Linked DNA regions of Homo sapiens: region 1 is linked to region 2. The links are chromatin contacts, found by Hi-C or POLR2A ChIA-PET in ENCODE. All regions are on one chromosome and are shown on one strand. Each heading gives the region's core, a stretch centred on a gene start or an enhancer-like site at or near the end of the contact. The rest is flanking DNA. Distances are from core to core; before and after follow the strand shown. Region 1 overlaps LOC105379013 (a long non-coding RNA gene). Region 2 overlaps LOC107984116 (a long non-coding RNA gene).

Region 1 (3,054 bases), core at 495-2,994, 290 kb before region 2:
TAACCTGTGAATGTAGTGATGTCCATAGGCATGTCATTTAATTTAGCATTTGCAAGCGTGATCTGGAAGGGTGAATAACAAATGCAGAAATTATTGGGAAGTATTGCAAATACCCAAAAGGAGAAGGAAATAATGTTTTAAAACCCAAACTGGCAGTTACAGAAGTATGTGCAGGATACAGTTATGGAATTGATAAAAATGCATAGCTGGATCAAATAGCAAAATGAGATGCTGCCTGAAAAAATGTATGGTTGGATAGGTAAGAGAAAGTAATCAAAAACACAGATACTCCACAGGAAGGAAAAAAAAAAAAAAACAAGAAATGAATATAGGGAAGAAGACTGAGGAGAGACAGTGCAAACTTAGATCTAATTTGGAAATATGATGGAAAGAACCTGGTTATTTTGAGCTTTAAGTATAGACACTTTATGTTGTTATTGTTTTTTTGAATGATGTTCTTTCTCTCTCCAACCTCCATCATGCCTTTCAATTTATACAGTATTTATTAGGCCATACCTACCATACCTTACCCAATTTTGCATACCTCAATAACAAAAATGAGAAAAATAGTAAGAATTGCAAGATCCTGGGGAAATCAAATCTGAAAGATAACAGGCTGGAGGACACAACTGATAACAGGAAGTAAAAAGAGCCACATTGGCTGAGCAATCATATTTCTAGCACAGACAGAATCACAGAAAATTAGGCATATTGTGTGGGAGAAACAAATTCCAATTAAAGAATAGATTTCAGTGTTGACCTAATTATCTAATGTCCAGCTCTCATTTTTATGGGATGAAGCCAGGCATGTAAAATAAATTCTTGGAGATAAATCTATGCTTTCTAACAAAGAAAATTACTTCTTTCTCCGTGAAACTCCAGATGATCAGAAAACAATACCCTAGTATATTATTTTTGCTCAGTTTGAACCTCAACTATCACTTATATAAGGATAATATTGATTTCAAGGGGTTCAGACAATGTATTTCTATGTGGTCAAGAAGGGATTCCTTTTGGGAAAACAGAAGTTCAAAAGGAGAACAAGAACTCTCAATTCTGAAAGCACACAGCCACCAATAAAATTCACTTGCTCCCTAGTAAATTATTAGGTCAAAGAAGAGTAAAGGATTAAAGCTAAATACTTATAGCTCCTTGTTAAACTGGGGCTGTTATAATCTAAGAATTCATGAGAAACCATTTTCAAACTTAGAAGCGGGTGGGAGAGAAGCAACTATAGTCAACTGTAATATAGTAAGGATCTGTCACATGATCTAATTACAGAAATGAAAGCAACCCAGGAATTATGTGGTCTATTCAAGCCTGCAAGGAGTACGAACAAAGAATATAATTATACATCAAGCCTGTTGATTAAACAATTACTATTTAAAGCAGATATAGATTTAAAATTAATTTGCTTCTGCATTCTGAGGATTTGGGGACTGAGATAAACAGTGTTTGAAGTTTAATTATCCGTGCGTAAGATGAAGGGGCTCATTTCAATTTGGTTAGCTCTGCAGAGTGTTTTGGATGGTGTAAAAGAATGAATCCGACTCTGCTGCAAGTCTCGGCACTGCTGAAATGTGTGATTAAAGTGAGCAAGAAGGCTCACTCAGCCTAATTCCCACAGAATGTGGTAATATCACAGGAGGGATTGTGCAATTGCAAATTAATATTTAAATGAACACTAGTTTGAAGTTTACCTGGAGGGTGAAACACACTATCTCCAAAAGAACAGAAGAAGGCCAACCAAACAGTTCCAGGCTCCACAGCAGTGAAATCTGAGGAGTGGAGACCTTCACGCTTGTTTGAGCAAATAGGACACCTACCTGCCAGCGACTCTGAATGGAGTGATTCTTATCAGAGGCCACATGTACAGTGTCCCACGGCAGAATTGCAGGGCTGAGGGGTGGGCAGGGTGAAAGGGTGAATTGGAGTTGGAGTAAAAGACAATAAACAGAGACTAGAAAATTCCAAAGTTAAAGAGTGATTGTCGAGATGCAAGGAACCGTGTCTGTGTTCCCACACCGAGATCAGAACGTGTGGGGACAGAATTCCCAGAACTCAAAGCCGACTCAACAGCTTCCATGAAGGGAAGGTGTGCTCCTGACCTGGCTGTGCTCGAAAGAACAGAAGGATGCCACAGAGTGTCCTGGTTCAGAGAATGGACTTCAGAATGAGAAAACTGAGTTTCATTCCCAGCTCTACCACTTTTCAGTCTTGTGACCTTAGCAAAGCATTCAGCTCTCTCAGAACCTTCTGTTTCTTTAGTAAAATAGCTTTCATTCCTTCCTCACGGTAGTTGCAAATATTAAATATGGTAATGAGGGCAGCCTAAGAGTGTCCTTTCCCTACTGAAAACCACTCTGTGGCTCATCACTGCCTTTTGGATAAAAATAAATCTCTTTAGCATGGCCTGTAAGGCCCTAAAACGGGGTGATGCCCACTCACGTCACCTGCCTCTCTTGTGTTCTCTTCCCCAGCATTTTCTCCACCCCGGCCTCACTGGCATTTTTCTTTTTTCAGTCCTTTATTCTCTCTTCTGCTTTCAAGGCATGTTCATTGCTTTCCCTCTTCCTCGGAACATTTTTCCCTCCCCTCTTCACCCAGTTGACATCTCTTCATTCTTTAGATCCCACTGCTAGTTGTCCAAGGTGGTAATTAAAAGCTCAGGCCCTGAAGACAACACGTTGTGTTCAAAACCCAAACTCCACCACTCACTCTCTGTATGACTTTTGCCCATGTAACATTCAGCTTCCTTCTCTGCAAAACAAGGTTGATCACTAGTACTTACATCATGATTTTGCCATAAGGGCCACATGAGTTAATGCAGGCTATGGTCTCAGAAGTGAGTCCAGTTCAAAGGAAGCATTGGAAAACTGCTTTTGTAGTCCTCCAAAAGATCTCCCTTCCCCAGCACCTAGCACGCTTGCAACGTTATGTTTGTGTGATTGTTCTAATACACCTCTCTTCATCATAACAAAGGCTCCACGGGGGCAGGAGTTTGCCAGTGTTTAGCCCACATTATAGATTCTGTTCCTAGTAGAACAGACACTC
Region 2 (2,733 bases), core at 83-2,582:
CCTAATGACTCAGGTCTGGGAATGGACCATTTTCCAAGAGGCAGGCTCTACATTCAGTTTCTCAAAACCCTTGTGTCTTCCATTTCCTTGAAGTTTGTTCAATATTAGCCTAGGTGTGCCCTGAATAAAAGAAAATAGAAATTCATGGCATCATTTTGTCTTTACCTGAAAAAGAAAAACGATTTGAGTTGGTTTTCAAACAGGGCCAGAGGTCAGAAGTCGAAGGGCAACTTCCTTGCTGGGGCTGAGTCAGTGACTTCAACCTTCTCAGACCAGGGTTCAGCTGTGCACACCCTGCTTCCTGCAGGGAAGGAGTTGTTCTGGTAGAAAACAGTTTGGATTCTACAGGCCAGTGGTGCAATTCCAGCTCAGGAAATTGCTAGCTCCGAAGCAGTTGTTCCTCCGTGTCTGACTTTGGGCGATGTATTTCACATTCTTCAGCCTGGTTTCCTGAACTGCACTGTTTGGGATGGAAAGGGCAGGAATATCAACCCAATGAGAATGGAGAGAAGTAGGACTCAGTGGCCTAACCTCACTAGACTACCTCAGGAAATGCTAAATTAATGTCAGCACTGCCGGCTGGGCATGGTGCCTCACAGCTGTAATCTCAACACTCTGGGAGGCTGAGGCAGGTGGATCGCTTGAGCCCAGGAGTTCAAGACTAACCTGGGCAACATACTGAAATCCCGCCTCTGCAGAAAATACAAAAATAGCCAGGCATAGTGGCATGTGCCTGTAGTCCCAGCTTCTCAGGAGGCTGGGGTGGGAGGATTGTTTGAGGTAGAGGTTGCAGTAAGCTGAGATGGCGCCCCTGCACTCCAGCCTGGGTGACAGAGTGAGACTCTGTCCTTAAAAAAAAAAGTGTTGGGGTAGGGGGGTGGTCAGTGCTTTTCCTCTTCCCCTTGAAAGTAATGAGACAGATTTTCACCTGACTTTTTGGGAACACTAACCTGAAAGAGCAGTCACCAGGGGTCATATAAACAGGGTTTACGGCCCGATCATCTCACAAGCATATCCCAGAAAACTGGGATATATGTGTGTGGTTTCTAATCTTGAAACACAGGACAAGGCCAGGATGCCTCATACACTGAAGAAGGGAAAAACTATAATCCCTGGTTCTGGATCAAGTCACAGGCTTTCTCCTCAGACCTCTGGGGAATGCTGGACTCTCTTCCTCTCCACAACACCCCACACATAAACACACTCAAAACACAGACAAATTCAGTATTCAGCTAATCCCTAAATATTCAAGGGAGCGACACACCAATCCACTGCAGAGAAGAGAAACACCACACTCGGTGCCCGGCTGTGAAGTTTAAAACCTTTCCCGGAGACATTTGTATTTTTCCCAAAAGGAGAGAGCCCTCTGCTGGTGAATGGACACCGTGCTGGGGAAGGGTGACCGGACTGTCCACGTTAAGTCACCCTTACCGGCTGTTTGCTCCTTTTCAGGCAGCAAATGTGTAAGTTATTACCAACTGGCTAAGTTTTCATCCGTGGCAGGAACAAATTCCAGTATTATTTAATGAATGTTGATGGTACAAAGCCCAAATCCCATAAAACCCTCTTGGCTGGACTGATTACAGTTTACTACAGCAAAAAGCGGGGAAAAAGAGAGGATACAAGAACTTTTTTCGGCTCTTCCATAGTTCATGGATAATCTCCTCGAAATGTTTCATGCAGACGGCTCTGCCCAGTATTTGGGCTGTAAAAACATCGTGTCAGACAGTTTGGAAGACGTTGTAAACAACCTAAATGTCCGTCAAAAGAAAATGAGTAGGTGAGTTATGGTGGATCCAAACAACGGAATACTATGCAGCTTTAAAAAAAATAGTGAGGAAGTTCATTCGGTAAGAATATAGAAAGATCGCCACATCGTTATGTTTGTGAAGGAAAAGCATAGAAACAATATGCATAATACACTGTCATTTGTGTAAGAAGGAGGAGATATGTTTGTGTTTGCTTCTACATGCATGAAGTATTTCTTACTTTTTTTTTTTTTTAACAGAGTCTTGCTCTGTCACCTGGGCTGAAGTGCAGTGGGGCCATCTTGGCTCTCTGCAAGCTCCACCTCCCGGGTTCACGCCATTCTCCTGCCTCAGCCTCCCAAGTAGCTGGGACTACAGGCACCTGCCACCACACCCGGCTAAATTTTTTTTTGTATTTTTAGTAGAGACGGGGTTTCACCGTGTTAGCCAGGATGGTCTCGATCTACTGACCTTGTGATCCGCCCGCCTCGGCCTCCCAAAGTGCTGGGATTACAGCATGAAGTATTTCTAAAAGTTTGCCCAAAGAATTAATTCCAGTGGTTACATGTTTATAGGGGTGTGAGAACTGCAGGAATGGAGGACACAGGTGAGAAGAAACGTTCCACTTTGTTATATATTTCGACCTTTGATGTGACTATTTTAATCAAACATTAAGTCGTTTTTAAATGACAGCCAGAATGGGCATGAAGTTTCCTTTTACCCAACACTTTGATAACAATTAACATTTATTTAGCACTTACTATGTGCCAGGCAACATGCTAAACGCCTTAGGTGCATTAACTCATTTATTTAACCCTCACAACTACCCTATAAGGTAGGAACTATTCCTGTCATCCACATTCCAGAGACAAGGAAACTAAGGGACAGAGAGGTTATTGGCCCAGGTTCACACAGAGAAGGCCTCTCAGCAGGCTGACTCCAGATTTCTGCACCAACACCGTTCTATGCAGCTGCTCCAGAGAAA

What was found. A loop is a pair of places that touch in the nucleus more often than their neighbours do. ChIA-PET counts read pairs that join two places held with the same protein, here RNA polymerase II (POLR2A). Pooled maps may share reads with other maps.
Region 1: a pooled map shows a loop between it and region 2 (2.1-fold over the local background). The contact joins two enhancer-like sites. A Hi-C loop is called at or near these places in 2 of 168 maps with a recorded cell type or tissue (HCT116 and cardiac septum) and 7 of 50 pooled maps. POLR2A ChIA-PET finds 5 or more read pairs at or near these places in 1 of 52 experiments (WTC11).

The regions. Positions count from the first base shown.
Region 1 is chr5:68,671,892-68,674,945 of GRCh38, forward strand. All of the region lies in intron 2 of LOC105379013 (a long non-coding RNA gene), which reads right to left. Among named protein-coding and RNA genes, the nearest start is that of LINC02198, 360 kb to the right of the region's middle. Within about 2 kb of position 1,745, at least 2 of the 41 ENCODE cell types and tissues checked have a DNase peak (open chromatin) inside an H3K27ac peak, as active enhancers do.
Region 2 is chr5:68,961,704-68,964,436 of GRCh38, forward strand. It overlaps LOC107984116 (a long non-coding RNA gene), which reads right to left. Exons shown (of 3, transcript XR_001742709.2): 2 at 166-460. Among named protein-coding and RNA genes, the nearest start is that of LINC02198, 67 kb to the right of the region's middle. Within about 2 kb of position 1,333, at least 10 of the 41 ENCODE cell types and tissues checked have a DNase peak (open chromatin) inside an H3K27ac peak, as active enhancers do.